Regions from separate parts of the Mus musculus genome. Here region 1 is linked to region 2. A link is a loop called in an ENCODE intact Hi-C map of the cell type or tissue named here. Cell type or tissue: heart. All regions are shown on one strand.

The links. Peaks named below come from ENCODE experiments on the same cell type or tissue, not always from the same donor. Only the 100,000 strongest peaks of a DNase experiment are listed, where the experiment ranks them.
Region 1: it touches region 2 in a loop (12-fold over the local background); 29 of 42 quality-filtered maps call a loop at or near these places.

Annotation. Positions count from the first base shown.
Region 1 is chr15:83,853,476-83,861,475 of GRCm38, reverse strand. Mpped1 (metallophosphoesterase domain containing 1) reads right to left here. Exons shown (of 7, transcript NM_172610.3): 6 at 6,951-7,064; 7 at 3,002-5,228. The coding sequence ends at 5,110. It overlaps Gm41370 (a long non-coding RNA gene), which reads left to right and starts at 5,327. Exons shown (of 7, transcript XR_003951468.1): 1 at 5,327-6,670. It overlaps Gm41372 (a long non-coding RNA gene), which reads right to left and starts at 2,296. Exons shown (of 3, transcript XR_875516.3): 1 at 1,569-2,296. In heart, a CTCF peak has its summit at 4,167 (motif pointing left); a DNase peak (open chromatin) is centred at 4,155; H3K27me3 peaks cover 1,361 bases.
Region 2 is chr15:84,050,602-84,058,601 of GRCm38, reverse strand. It overlaps Efcab6 (EF-hand calcium binding domain 6), which reads left to right. Exons shown (of 32, transcript NM_029946.4): 2 at 4,053-4,159. The coding sequence starts at 4,089. Among named protein-coding and RNA genes, the nearest start is that of Efcab6, 11 kb to the left of the region's middle. In heart, CTCF peaks have their summits at 2,344 and 4,441 (motif pointing right); a DNase peak (open chromatin) is centred at 4,611; H3K27ac peaks cover 358 bases; H3K27me3 peaks cover 1,236 bases.

The DNA of each region.
Region 1 (8,000 bases), 200 kb after region 2:
GCTATACAGAGAAACCCTGTCTTGAAAAACAAAACAAAAAACAAAACAAAACAAAACAAAACAAAACAACCAGCTAACCCAGAAATGTATTGTAGAAAAGAAGTTACCCTCCTTCAAAAGTTTAAAAACAAAACAAGATAGGATGGAGGGCTCGCATTGGCTCCTCTGAAGGTACATTTGGAAGCGCAGTCGTTAGGAATATGGTGTCAGCAAGAGAGTGATGGAACAAAATGGGGAACCAAGAAATGTACCACATAGATGCAGCCAGCTGATTTCCAATGTGGACAAAGACAGTGGGTATCTTAAGCTTTCTAGTGCTGGGATGAAACACCTTGACCAAAAAGCAAGTTGGGGAGGAAAGGGTTTATTCAACTTACACTTCCACATTGCTGTTCATCACCAAAGGAAGTCAGGAATGGAACTCACACAGGGCAGGATCCTGGAGGCAGGAGCTGATGCAGAGGGTGCTGCTTACTGGCTTGTTCAGCCTGCTTGCTTATAGAACCCAGGAGAAGGATGGCCCTATCCACCATGGGCTGGGCCCTCCCCCATTGATCCCTAGTTGAGAAAATGCCTTACAGCTGGATCTCATAGAGGCATTTCCTCAACGGAGGCTCATCCCTCCTTGATGACTCTTGTCTCAAATTGACACATAAAACCAGTCAGTACAGTGGGTTAGAGGAACAGTATCTGTGTGTAAAATGTGAACCTTAGCACACCTCACACCAAAGGATGAGGCCGGGACTGCACAGGGGTGTGAAGCAGAACTAATAAGTGAGAGACAATCCACTCAACCTCAAGTTTGAAAGCATCACCCGCAGAGTCAGCATTTCTTCAACAGGGCAAAATACCCAAGAAGGAGCCCTTCTAAGAAAGCAAGGTTGATTTTGGCTCACTCGCTCAGAGAGGGTCCATTGGCCTGGTTGCTTTGGGCATGTGGCATGGCCGAGGGAGGTTACTTACCTGTGGCAGCCAGGAAGGAGGACCGTAGCTGGGTTCCCAAGACCGGCTTCAACTATATATCTACAGTGAGCTAACTTCCTCCTCCTAGACCCTGCCTCCCAGTCCAGCCAATGGCTGATGACCACCTGTCAATACGTGAGGCTCTGGGAAACACCTGCCTCAAATGATAACCATATCCAAAGAACAAGAAAAGAAAGGAAGGAAGGAAGGAAGGGAGGGAGGGAGGGAGGGAGGGAGAGAGAGGGGGGGGAGGGAGAGGGAGGGAGAGAGAAAAGAAGAGGAAGAAGAAGAAGGAGAGAGAGAGAGAGAGAGAGAGAGAGAGAGAGAGAGAGAGAGGAAGGAAGGAAGGAAGGAAGGAAGGAAGGAAGGAAGGAAGGAAGGAAGGAAGGAAATCAAGCTTCATCAAAAATTTCAACATTTGCTCTGAGGATGGGACTAAAAAGACCAACCCAGAGACAGGAAAAAGAGACTTGTTTCTAGAATATTTAGAGATTTTTAAATAGGATCAGCAAGAGGCCAGAGAGATGGCTTGGTGGTTAAAGCACATGGTACAAGCAAGAGGAGCAGGGTTCTGACCCCCACGGCTCCCTGCACCTGGTAGTCACCTGTGATTCCAGCCCTTAGGAGGCGGGGAAAGGAGGCCCAAGACAGCCACGTGCTCTGGTGAGTCCCCAGAGACTGGTTCCCTGCCACTGTCTCAGCAGGGCTGCAGAGGGGTACACCTCAGTAGTAGAGTGCCTTCCTTCTCCATGTGTGAAGTGAGAAGGAAGGAAGAGGGGGAAGGAAGGAGGGCCCCAGAGACTGTGTACTGAAGCAGCTCTGGCAGTGTGGTGACATTGTGAGGTGACAGCTTCAGAGGGCCACGCCCTGTGCAGGAACCCTACTGTGGTTCCAGTGGTTATGGTAGAAGTTGGTGGGGTTCCTCAGACAGACCAGGATTCAGAAGTTAAGGTCCCAGGACAGGATGCTGCAGGCCTATGAGTCCCTGGGCAGGGGACTTGTCTGAGGTCATGGGGACATTGTTATTGCACACCTGCCCCAGGCCACTCCTCAGGCCTTTTCTGCCCCAGGTCCGTGGCTTTATGATGTCAGTCATATCCCTTTTTCTTGACACCTGTTCTATGTCCACAACTCCTTCCAGTGACCAGCAGCCACATCTACTGCTGTCCTGGACTCTCTGGAGCCTTTATCCTCACATCTACCTTTATCAGTCTTCCCTCCTAAATCTGTTACAGCCACCACCAGCCTTTCCATCATCCAAGCCAGCCAGACTCTTTGGGAAGTGTTAATGGCTGTGGAGGGGTCCATACAGAGCTGGATGGGGGGTTATGTAAGACAGATGGAAGGACAGAAGGATGGGTGACTTGATGGGTGGGTGGGTGGGTAGATGGATACATAGAGTGATATCCTGAGGGGGCTGGGTAAATTAATGGTTTCATCAATAGTGTATGGTCAGATGAGTGTATATATGGACAGCTTTGTTGGTGCACAGATAGATGGATAGTCCTGTGGACGAATAGATGGCTAGCTGTCTGGCTTTATAGCTTGATGGGTGGATGGATGGGTGGGCAGATGGATGGGTGCTTGTTTTCTGACTGAGTAGATGGATGGACATATGAAAGTATGAATCATCAGGTAAGTGTTTGACTGTGGAAAGATGAATAGTTGGATGGACAGCTAGCAATAAATGGTAGAAGTTTTGTAGCTGGGAGCGACTTTGAGACCAGGATGCTGCTCTTAGGCAACCCATGAACCTTTTGCCTTCCTATGGCTGGGTTGGCCATGTCATATTCAGGAAAACCCAGCACTTCGGCCACACCACAATGCTTTGTTTAGAAGCTCAGACATCCAGTCCTGCCCATGATGTCTGTAGTCCCTGTGCCCATGAGGGGTGGGATGGGGTGAGACAAGCAGAGAGTAGTCACATGGGGGGGGTCTTTAGCCACTAGGTCTTGGAGTTCTTCCTCCCTCTGCCCCCTCATAACTCAGGGACACACCCACAGGACGAGCAGCCAGATGGACTTAGCCTTTTCTTTTTACAAAGACTTTATTGTCTGACATGCTTGACAAAAAAAATTACAGCCACAATCAAGTTATGCCAAAATGATTGAGGAGCAGGCCGCCATCTTTCAAATCTTGAGGACTTCCAATGAATTTTCTCTTCAAGACAGCTGCCTCCACAGCTTTTCTTCTCCACATAAAAATATGCCGCATTCTGAAGATGCCCTAGGAAAATTTTTTTAAGTTTATAGTTCTTGGTCCATATAGAAACTGTGGAGCTGAGAAAGCACATGGGAGATGTATTTTTCTCTGCCCCAAACACGCCATGCATCTGAGGCACCGAAGAGAGACCTTGTAAAATGTCCCACACACCAGGACCACTTGGCCCAAGCAAGATTCCTGCAGCCCTGTGTCCTGTGGGGCACAGTTGCCCCTGGCCAACGTAGGGCACCAAAGGTGGCCTGGGAATGCATCCCAGAGCCCAGCTCACTCACCCGCAGAGAAAGAATTGGGAGTGGGCCTCACAGGATGCTGGGATGCTGAGCCAAAAGCTCAGGATTCCTGATGGTCTGAGGGACTCGAGGTTGAGAATGAACAAGAGCCAGTTTTGAAAAGGACCCTTCCAAATGAAGCGAGACTCTCCACCCAGGCCCTGCTTTGCAGGGAGAGAACTCCAGTGGTGATGGGAAGGGTGTGAGGCCAGAGATGGAGGCCCAAATCCCACTGCTGCCCCCTTTGTGCTGTGCATCCTCAGGCAAGTGACCTCTCCTCTCAGTGGACTCATCTCTGTAACAGGGCAAGAGTACCTACCTTGCAGGAATGTCTGTAGATAAAACAAAATTATACCGAGTAAAGGTACCAGGATATCTGGTCCCCAAGGCTGGAACCAGGCCAAGCAAGTGAGGCCCTCGTGTCTGATGCATGACATAAAGGGTGTAAAACATCAAGAGTCGGGACAAATAATACTATTTTAGTGACATGTTACTAAGAATCGGAATGAGTGCAAAAAAGAGTCCACAAAGAACAAATATGGGCATTTTAAATAGACAGTGATGGACTCTGCCTCCCCCTGACTCAGGGCCCGCTGGCTCTGTCCTCTGCAGATGGGTTCACCCAGGCCTAGCTCAAGAAAGGCTGCAGCCAGAGGTGGAGCTGCCATCAGCACCCGGGGTGGCTCTGTAACTGCGCCACCTCCCGGTTACTGGTGGTACTGACAAGCTTCCTGGAACCCTCGGAAGGAAAAATCAATCACATGGAGGATGGAGCTCGTTGTAGATGCTAACAACCTGGTTAGGTTTGGAGAAGCACACACATGCCACAGACATGGGGCATGTACATGACCAGGCATAGGTCTCAGCCCACAGAATCCCCTGGCCATCGTGATCTACAAAGTAGTGTGGTCCCAGATGATCTAAGATGGCCTCACTGTGATGAGTAACCAGCAGGTTCTGGCCACCCAGAAGAACAAAGCTCCCCTCCCCAAATCCAGGTTCTGAGCCAGAAGCTGGAGACACTCAGCCATTGTCCACATTGGCAGCAGGGTCCTGAGGAAGGAATGGGGGACTAAGCCAAGCCATCTGCTCTAGGCCTGGCCGGGGGCTGTCGGAATTCCTGAGATGTCCCTGAACATTCCCAAGACCCATGCACGTAAGGAACAAGTCTATCTCCTTTCCTCCAGCCAGAGAAGAGCTGCCCGAGCCTAGGCCATACACTTCCGCAACCTTGGGGCTCACAAGCCACACACTTGGGTAGCTAGACATCTTGTATAAAACTTCCCAAATTCCATCCGAGAGCAGCGGCTTCTCAAAGCCGGAGGGTGTCTTTCGAACCGAGCTTCTGTCATTTCCCAAGTGAGACAGGGCTGTGAGTGTGTTAGGCTCTAGAAAAAAGGGGCAGATGCACACACAGAACACAGAGATGAGCCTGGTGGCCCTGATGGGACTGTTCAAGGTCCCAGCAGCAGGCGGCAGAAAGCTGACAAAGGCGATTTCTTTTATCCCAAGGATTCTACTCGTTGCTGGCTGGTCCCGAGGCCAAATGGACTGTCCAGGCTGTTCTGCATGGGAGGAAGTGGGTTAGGGGATCCAGGCTCTTGGCCAGACATACAGAGCTGACATGGGTAGGCAGAACTGGAGTGGGTAGCAGTCAGGAGTTCCGGGGTGTGGGCAGGTCGATGACTATGGGGGGATTCACAGGCTGATAGTTCACAGTGCACACCGACGCGTTCACATAGGTGGTGGTCCCGTCTGCCATGACGCCATACCCTGGAAAGTAAGCACGCACCTGTCAGACCATTATCTGGAGCTTTCTGGTGAGTGGCTGTGGCAGCTACAGGTGTTCTGCTATAGCGGGTGGGACATGTCTGGGGCAAGCTACAACAGTTCTCATTCTTGGGTCTTTTTATCTGTCAAGTGGAAGCGATAATAGGTCCTTCTGAGCCTGCCAGGTGGACCAAGTAAGTTCAACGCCCAAATGCAGTGCTTAAGCCAGTGCACATCACAGGAAAAGCACATAGCAAGTCAGTCATCACTATCCTCACATCGTCTTCCTCAGCAGGTGTCATCAGCATGGTCTCTATGGCCACTGTCAGCAGAGTAGATGTGACTAGGTATAGGCACCTGGTTTCCACAGTCCCCAGTATCACCATCTCATCAGATATGATCAGGTGTGTTCGTGTGCTATGTCCACGAACTGCACTGATGTCATCATGACATCTTCATCCCCATCATGATGACATCATCATCCCCATGCCTAGCAGCAGCACTATGCCCTGAACTACATCACTACCATCCTTGTTGCTATCCCCAGCACTGCCATCATCACCATGACATCATCGCTGCCATCATGGTAACATCATCATCGCTATCTACAGTATCACCACCGTCAACACTACCACTACCTCTTCATGACCACTGTTGTCAACACCATCATTATCATCTCTCCATCAACACTAGTCATCACCATCCTTGTGACAATCACCACACTACCATCACCATCACCAAGACCCTCTTCCTTACAAGTGTTTCCCTGCCATGACATCACTACCATACCCACTATCTTCTGAGTGTCACTACCACCACCATCTTTGTCACCACTATCATTACCACTGTGATCCTCCTCCTCATTATCATCTCTGTTCTCCTCACAATCACCATGGTGACCACTGTCACATTTCTGTCTTTTATTACATGCCCTCTCCACCAACTCTGCTTGCTGAAGTCCCTTCTTCTGGCTCACACCAGAAGGGACGCTCTCCCTTTCTTCTCTGGAGTACCATTTTGCCGATACAAATATGCATGGTGGTGTTTGGGTCACTGGCAACCTTTCATAGGTTGTCCCTGAAGGCCCATAAGAGAGCCCAGGAAGACAACCAGCATTGTAAACTCACTGTTCCTGAGCTTCCCCGGGAGCTCCAGTGCTCTGCCTTTGATGGCTGCCTGCTGCCCAGCCATCTGAGACCATGTCCAGAGACAAACGTGCTCTACTCTCCTGACACCCAAGAACAGCGCTCAGAGGTGCTCAAGAAATGGCCAGGGTTTATTTACTTCCAAGTTATAAAACTCTTAGATGAACTAGATGAACGCAGCGTGGAGTCCCAGGTACCATGGTCCAACCCCACAGACAGGGTGAGCAGACCAGTAAACAGCAAGGGTTTGCATCAGATGTTGAACCTGGGCTCCAGGAAGAACACTTGAGGACTAAGAAGGTAAGCTGATGAGCAGGGATGGGCTGGGGGTGGGGGCAGTGTGAGCAGCCAGGACTGTGAGCCACCTGTCCATGGTGCGGACATCCCCACCACTTCAGTGAGTACACCTGCTAGCCAGCAGCATTGAGGTGCTAACCACAGCAGCAATGCCTGTGAAGTAGGCTATGCATGGGCCACAGAGCTGGGCTGTTTCTTGCAGAAGTCAGAGAGGGAGCTAGTGAGCAGGATTTGGTAGAGGCATCCCATGTGAGATTCCCTGCCCTCCTGCCCACCTACTCACCTTCATGGATGTGGCCAAAGACGTGCAGCCGTGGCTGGACCCGCCTCTGGACTGTGTTGAGCAGCTCCACACAGCCCACACGCTGCATCTTCTTGGGGACCCAGTCTAGAAAGCCTGTGTGGGGAGACAAGGCGTTGAGGGGGTCAGCGGGAATCTTGCACCTCAGGCATCGATTAGCGCAGACTTGGGTGGGACCTGAAGTCATGCCCCAGTCCCAGCATAGATCCTCTCTCCCGGTACAGCAAGTTCCAGAACTATGCCTCAGAGAAAAGCCTGTCACAACGCAGCTCCTGGAGGCACAATCTCTCTTCCTTGGCAGGGCTAAGAGACTCTTTTACAAGAGCCCACGGGAGGCCAGGCACCTGGGTCCAAGTGCATAGAACCACTACAGATCTGAGCCTGCAGCTGCTGCAGGGGCTGTTTGGAGCTACCCAATTGTAGAAGGGCAAACTGAGTCCATGGTATCCCAGTGGCTGGAAGCAAAATGGAGCCTCCATAGCCTCCGAGGGAGAATTTCCCATTCAGAAACTTTCTCTACAAAACCCACGGAAGCTGTGGTCTAGCTCTGTTGTTGCCTATCTGGCATGAAGCTCTGGGGCACTGTATATGTGTTAGGGTATGGCTGTGATCCCAGCACAGAGAAGGTAGTGGCAGAAATATCATGAGTTTAAGGTCATCCTTGGCTACATCAGAAGTTTGAGCCCAGCCTGGGATACATGGGAGTGGAGGCGGTGCACAGAAGCAGGAAGCTAGTTTTCTTGGCTGAGACACCCTCTTGTGGTGCCCACTGTGTCTGTTGGCCGCCAGCCTCCCAGAGCTGCCCCATATGGTGGTGGCTTATTATCTTTCCATGGCTACACAAACGAAAAATAATCAATGACTTGAGTGAGCAATCAGGTTTCTGCCGGCCCCTCTCTGTTTGGGTGGGTGAGAGAAGCTCCAGAGCTGCCAGCAAGGGTTGGAGAGCTTCTACTGAGTGTGCCCAGCAAGCTTCATCACAAGAGAGGCGCTGAGACCAGAGCACAGCCAGGCAGGGGGAGGAGAGAGGGG
Region 2 (8,000 bases):
AGCCTGGGCTACATGAGAGCCTGTCTCAAACAAAATGAAACACCAAAGAGTAGGAAAAGGGTATAGTCAGCAAATTACTGGCTTTCCAGTCCTTGTCAGTGTCTGCCCTCAGGTTCTGAATAGTTGCATCTGTGACTGTCTCAGGACTCTTCTCTTCTTGGAAAAACCTAATGATGATGTAGTTAGGGACGAGATGTATAGAATCTGTCACAATGTCTTGTCCTGCTCAGTACACTGTTGCTTTCAAGACCAAGGGTAACATTATCCCAGGCGTCTACCATCACAGTGTAAAGTGTTCATTGTGGCCCATCTTGAACAAAGGGGAATGGCAGGCTCGTCCTGGGCCGGGTCTCAATGGGTCCAGAAAGCCCATGGGCTCTCCCCTGCTGGAGGGCCTTGCCGACTAGCAACTTCCTTTGGATCCACAGAAAATCTAAAAGCAGGAAATTGGTGACTGTTGAGATGCGGCGAGAGGAACAGACAGGGAATTATTCTATTCACGCTGCCCCCCCCCCCCGCGCCCCATCTGTGGCCCTGACACAGGGACGGAGCTGCAAGTGCTTCTGGGACTTGTACCTTTTTCTTTATCAGCCAAGTTGTCAGAATATAAACTCACAGGCCTAAGTTAGACATGACTGATCTGGCAGCCTCATGACAGAAGCATCATATTTTTAATCTTTTAAAAATATTTATTTTTAGGTGTATGAGTGTTTTGCTTGCATGTATGTATGTATGATGTATGTATGTATGCATGATGTATGTATGTATGCATGATGTATGTATGTATGATGTATGTATGTATGTATGTATACCCTGCACAAGCAGTTCCCACAGAGGCCAGTTGAAGGTGCTAGATCCCATGGAAGTGAAGTTAAGGACAGTTGTAAGCCACTGTATCCACATGTTGGATGTTTGAAATCAGACCCTGCTCCTCTGCAATGATAGTCAGTGCTTTTAACCACCGAGCCATCTCTCTACCTCCCCCCTCCCCTATTTTTAGACAGGCTCTTACTATGTAGCTTTGGCTTGCTTGAAACTTGCTCTATAAACCCAACTGGCCTAAAAACCACAGAGATATGCCAGCCTCTGCCTTCCAAGTGCTGAGGTTAAAGGTGTGTGCCCCAGGCCTGGCTCTGTGTCTTTTATCTTGAAAGATGAACTGTGCCAGGAAGACGAGGAGTGTGATGGCTGTTCTTGGTTGTCAGCTTGATACACCTGGACAAAGATTAAAGAATTAATTCTTTAATTAATCAATTCTCCATTAAAGAATTGTCCCCATCAGATTGGCCCGTGACCGTTTTCTTGATTGCTAGTTGATGGGGGGAAGGCTGCTCCATCCACTGTGGGCCGTGCCATTCCTAGGCACGTGGGCCTGGAATGTACAAGAAAGGTAGCTGAGCTGGAGCAAGCAAGTCAGTGAGCAGCAATCCTCCATGACTTCTGATCCAGTTGATGCCCCCAAGTTTCTGCTTTGCGCTCCTGTCATAGCTTCCCTTGATAATATACACTAGAAGCCAAATAGACTTTTTCCTTCCCAAGTTGCTCTTAAAAGTTGAGTGTAAGCCGGGCGTGGTGGTGCACGTCTTTAATTCCAGCACTTGGGAGGCAGAAGCAGATGGATTTCTGAGTTCAAGTCCAGCCTGGTCTACAGAGCGAGTTCCAGGACAGCCAGGGCTATACAGAGAAACCCTGTCTCAAAAACAACAACAACAACAACAACAACAACAACAACAAACAAACAAACAAACAAAAACAAAAACCCAAAACCAAACAGCAACAACAAAAAACAAAACAAAACTTGAGTGTATGTCTTCAACTGAGACTACACTCTTTGATACTTAATTTAAAAAAAATATTTGCATAAAAGTTGAGAAAACTGATATAAAGAGGTGGTGGGTACTTCCAGCTTTCCCTTCCCCGAAGCCCCGTGATACCGTTCGCAGAATAACCATAGTTCAGTCTTCAAAACTGGGACACACGCGTGAATATCATGTCAAATTAACTGAACGGAGAGTTTAAAATTTTATTTGGATTCAGGAGTGTCTTTCTTTTTCGCCCGTTGTGGGGGTCTCTGAGGTGACCTCGGTCCACAGAGTGATGGTTTACAAGAAGCAAGAAGCCCAGAAGTTCTGTTCAACACAACTCAGTAGCAGGTGCTGGTTTAACCTAAACATCAAGAGTCTGACCCTGAGTTGTTTCTTTTTGGCGAATTTAAGTACAGCACAATTTGGTGAATTTTTTTCTAGTGATAACAACCCCTCAACCATCTACATGGTCCATGGCTTACAACGGTCCTCAACTTCAATTCCATGGGGTCTAGCACCTCCAACAGGCCTCCGTGGGAACTGCAGTACGTGGAGGCTTAATGAAGCCAAAGGCTTGACTGTATTGGAACTTTGTAAAATATACCTCACATCTTCCATAAAGCTAGGTTTTATAGATTGACTGAGAAAAAACAAGCTCGTGAGAAGGGTCTGGAGAGGTCTTGACTCCTAAGGAAGTATGAAGGTCACCAGGTCATTAACCATATTCGCTCCCAGTCTTTTGGACAGAAAACAGGTTATACATCTCTCCCCTTGAAGAGACAACTGTGTGTGCTCAGCACTCATGAGTCTACTAGTGCTTATCTGTGAGCTAAGAGCCCCCATGCCTCCCATATCTCAGGACAGTTTTTATTGAAGCTTAACAGTATAATTTGGCAGCATTTGTTAGAACATTAATAGGCTGTAGTAATTTGAGGTGTGTGTGAATGGGGGGCGGGGTGAGGGTCTTCTGTGTCGTCCAGACTGGCCATAATCCTCCCTCTGGTAGGATGATTAGTGTCCACCACCCATTCCTCTGCTGGCAATCTACTTTTTAAGAATGGAATAATATAATTTTGTATTTTTTTGTCTTATTTTTGTGTGAGATGCATGTGAGTGTGGAAGCAGGAGGTCAATCTTCTGTGTCATCCTTAGGATGCTGTCTTCTGCCTTTTACAAATCAATTTCATAGGAATGCCCCCGGTACTCTCCTGCCTCATATCTCCCCAGCACCGGGATTTTGTGTGTACCTCCATTTCGGATTTTATTTTATTTTATTTTTTAGTGTAGGCTCTGGGCATAGAACTCAAGTCCTCTGTAGGAGCAGGAAGTGCTCTTAGTCACCGAGCCATCTCTCCAGCTCCATGGTTTCAGTTTTCAAAGTCTCACACCAATAGACACATCATCACAAAGTGGGTGAAGGATGGCCGAGGTCCCTGTCACGGCGTAAGGGAGGCTGGTCTGCGCAGAGGTTTCCACAAGGGCTTCTCAGGAAAGTGACATTAGTTTTGAGATCCAGGGCGGCAGTTTCCAGAGTGATGCCTGGGGCCTGTGGAGGCAGCGGCAGCCAGCCCTCAGGAACTTGGACAGTCATGCATTCTGAGTTCCCGCCCACTCTTCATGGCGATCGGAATCTAGAACTGAGACCTAGATTCCAGAATCTAGAACCTGTTTCTAAGAAAGATTCCAGGTGACTCTGAGGGACATTGAGGCTCGAGAACCAGTGATCTCCAGGACGAGGAGAGTTCAGGAGGCAGAGAGGGAGAAGTGTGGGTGGGTAAGGCAGAGGCGATCCCATGTGAGGACAAAGGTGTCTGCGTGGAAGAGACCTCGTATGTCTCAGGGACCACCTGAGGCCAGCGTGGTGGAGGTGTGGGAGCAGGAGTGGGAGGCAGCTGCTGGAAGACACAGGTTGATGCATTGTCTTTGTGGGTATCAAAGCCCAGGGCCTGAAGGACAGTGACAATGATAGGAAGAAACAGGACACCACAGGGCTTTCAAGTTATTGTTCTGGCTGTTGTATGGAAGTGTGTGTGTGTGCAAGTTGTGTGTGTATGGATGTGTGCATGTGCGCGTGCATGTATATGTGTATGTGTGTGCACGTGTGTGTGTGTGTGTGTGTTGGGCGGGAACCTGGGAGGAGGAGAATGTGCCTACAGTGCTCACAGACTAGCTTCACGTATGGCTCAGAGAACCAAGGAAACTGTTGAGCTCTCGGGTGCTAACTGGGTGCTAACTCTTCTTTCTCAGAATTCACAAATTTGCAAGTATTTGATCTAGAAGGAAATGAAGCGCAACGGCACCAGGCTAAACTTTGCTAAAGCCAACAGCACCAAGTCGGGTAGCACAAGAGCAAGGTGAGTCGCTGCCATGCCCAGCTCCATGCTGCCTGCTGCAAGACCTGCTGGGAGGGTGCCTGCGAAGCTGGGGAGGCTTTTGCTGCCAACCCCCACTAGTGTGTGTCAGCCGCTCATCTGGCATGTAACAGGAGTGCCCAGGCTGGTGCATTCTGACATGTAGTGGCCTGAAGCTGATTATCAACGGGGCAGCCACTATTTGTTACTCACAGTGACTTTCGAGCGCACTATGCAAACAGTTGGACCGCTCAGGATTCCTGCAGCACTTCCCTCTTCCTGTAGGTGGCAGCAGCAGCAAATTTTTGGTTGCTCTGCCTGAAGCAGAGAAACCCTGGAAACTTTGCCTGCTACATCTGAGGACTTGGGGACATGCCTGGACTATAAATAGTATATGCCAAACACACTGTGTCTGCTGGTTGGACAGGGAGAGAGTTGTCTCCAGTTCTTAGGCTTCTGAAGTGCTGAGAACAGGACAGCTCTGCAGCAGCCGACCGTGGTCCTGCCTCTTTCCTTTGTCTGTGTCTGTCAGCGTGGTGGGGGTGGGCGCTGAGAAATCCACCGGGTAGATCATTATGTCCATGACAGAGAAAGCAGAACACAGACAGCCTGAGACACACAGAGATGCTCCGATGTCCTGAGATTAAAGGTGTGTGCCGCCACGCCTGCCTCATTTACCACTCTTTGGAGGACCGATGTGCTAGGTGTATAGTCATGGTCTCCTGGGGAAAGACACATGGAAATTCATGAGACTTGTGGTCCTGTGGGAACTTTACTAATGCTTCCTATTTCCCAGTAGCGCGGAGGAGTGAGGAGTCATGGATGGTGTGGAAATGGGAGGGGGGTGATCTTTAGGCATGGAAGGAAGGAATGTGAGTGTGTGGGTCTTATATGCGTGTGGTGTGTATGTTTTAGGGAGTTGAGCAGATGTCTGTAGTGTGTATGTACCTGCGTGGTATGTATATAGTAGAAGTATGTGTTATGGTGTGAGGGGTGGGTGTAGCATGTGGTGTGTACATGTGCTTCAAGTGTATGTGATGCGCGTCAGGAGTGTGTATGCTGAGCATGTGGTAAGTGTGTGTGGTGACTGTATGGTAAGTATGTGTAGTAAGTATGTATGATTACTATGTTTTTTGTGTGTCATGTGTGTGGTGAGAGTGTATGGTGTGTGTAGTATATGTGTACTGTAGTATGTGGTATGTGTGAGGAGTGCCTGTATGGTGAGGTTGTGGCATGTGTTTGTGTGTGTGTGTGCGGTGAATGTGTGTATGGTATATGTGGGGTGTGTATGTGTATAGTAAGTGTGAATGTATATATTGTAGGTGGGGTTTGTGTGTGTGTATGTGTATATGTGTGTGTGTGGTGTGTGTATGTATGTGTGTGGTGTGTGTATGTGTGTGTGGTGAGTGTGAATGTGTGTGTTGTATGTGGGGTTTGTGTGTGTGTGTGTGTATGGCGAGTGCCTGTGTGGTGTATGTGGTGTGTGTCTATATGATGTGTGGTGCATGTCTATATGATATGTGGTGCATGTGTGTGTGTTGAGTGCCTGTGTGGTGTATGTGGTGTGTGTCTATATGATGTGTGGTGTATGTGGTGTGTGGTGTGTGTCTATATGATGTGTGGTACATGTCTATATGATGTGTGGTGCATGTGTGTGTGTTGAGTGCCTGTGTGGCGTATGTGGGGTGAAAGAGAGAAGCAGCTTGGTTTTGTGAAGCTTGTTAGTCTAACTTACAATTTCCCACATAAAAGTAGAGTTTCAAATCACGGTGGGTGCAGTGCAGAGTCGGTCCTGGTGTCCAAGGGACGTTGAATGGCAGGGAAGCTTCTGCTAGGAGTGGAAGGTGCAGCTGGTGGTGGGAGGCACAGGGTGGGCAGGAGCCAGTGCGTGTGACCCACTTCTAAGAGAGCATCAGAAACAGAAGGACCCAGGCTCCACCTTCCCAGCATAGCTATTTTTGTTGCCTCTTTTCCGTGCCGTCCATGAGGAAGCAGGTATTTATATCAGGGCGTTTGGACTACGTGCTCAACTGGGCCCTCCTCTTTACATTGTTCTAAGTGCATTATGTTACTATATATTCCTATAGTCACCATTTCCAGGTCATTAACACACATTATCTTTAGGAGCTGTGCTTGTCTGAATGTTGGGTTGATGGGGTTTGTCTTGTGCTGTGAGGAGGTGGGGGAGACTTGAAACCCCAACAGCATTTCTCAGGCTGGGCTTCAGGATGAAGGAGGGGGGCTATGCAGGGACATGAGAGACTCCAATGAAGGAGGCTGGGATTCAGACAGGAGGCTGCCATCATGGAGGCCAGTCCGGTTTATAAGCACTGTTGTTTCTGCTAAATTCAATTCAGATGGCTGGCTAAATTGTTTTATTTTATTTTATTTTTTTAAGACAACCTATCATTTAGAAGCTGCTTGCAGATCAGCTCACATCCTTCTAATTCCTATGTTGAGAACTGTGAACTGGGGCTTGCTGCAGCCCCACACCGAAGTTTAAGATGGAGACAGCCTGGCCTTCCCATGAAACACACACAAGTACACACTGGTGCAAGTGTGTAACCGGCTGGGAATTAAGTATAGGCGAGTTTGGGTCTCAGCCTTAGGGCCCCAGTAAATTTGGCCTTTTTTTTTCTCTAGTGTTTAATTTTTTGAAAAACACAGGTAATGGTGCAAAGTTGATAATTAGACACTCAGCAGCCAGAGATGTAGGCATCTGGCATTGCGTTTGAAGCTGGCAGAAGCTTTGCTAGGTTTTTGTATTGGCTTGACTCGTGTGTGTGTGTGTGTGTGTGTGTGTGTGTGTGTGTGTGTGAACATTGAGAAAGCACCATGGCCTATGTTTATCCTTCCTTTCTGAGGATATTTTTTAAAAGCAGTGGGCAAGTATGTTCAGCCCAGCTTGGGGTCACCCGAGAGTGTGTTTCCAAGAGAAGGCATGGAAGGCTGACATGATGGGTCAGGAACACTGTCTGCACCTCTCAGTGCTGGGTTGATACACACATTTGGCTTTCGTTGGTTTGTTTTATTTATTTCATCTCTATGGTATTTGCCTGTATATCTGTGCACCACACATGTCCTTTGTGCCTGCAGAGGTCTCAAGAAGGCATTGGATCTCTGGGGACTGGAGTCACAAATAGCTGTCAGCTCTGTGTGGATGCTGGGAATTGAACTTGGGACCTCTGGAAGAGCAGCCAGTGATCTTAACCTCTGAGCCATCTCTCCAGCCTGTGCCTGACTTTTTTTTTACATGGGTTTTAAGGATTAAACTCTGGTCCCTTGTTTGCAAGGGAGTACTTTACCAGTTGTGCATTCTCTCTAACACTATATTCTGTTTCTTTAATATATACATAAGAATGTATAATATCTAGCTGTCTACCTATCTGTATTTGGTTTTTGAAAATTTTTGTGTTTGAACATTTTGCCTGCTTGTATGTATGTGCATCATGTATGTGCAGTGTCCATAGAGGCCAGAAGAGGGTGATGGATGCCCTGAAACTGTAGCTACAAATGGGTGTGAGCCACCATGTGGGTGCCGGGAACCGAATCTAGGTCCTGTGGAAGAGCAGAAAGTGTTCTTAATCGCTGAGCCATTGCTCTGGCTTCTATGATGTGTATTTTTATTCTTAATAGATATAGTAGTTTGTATATGTTTAGAGAATATTGTTTGCCCTTTTTACTTTTGGTCGTGCTGGGGATAGAATCCAAGCCATCTATATATTAAGCAAGTGGTGTACCACTGCGCTGTGTCCTCAAGCCTCCACACACCGTCCGGATACATGGATTCTGCCTGTAAGGAACAGAGCTTACTCATCCCTTCAAACACTCCGCATCTCCTGGT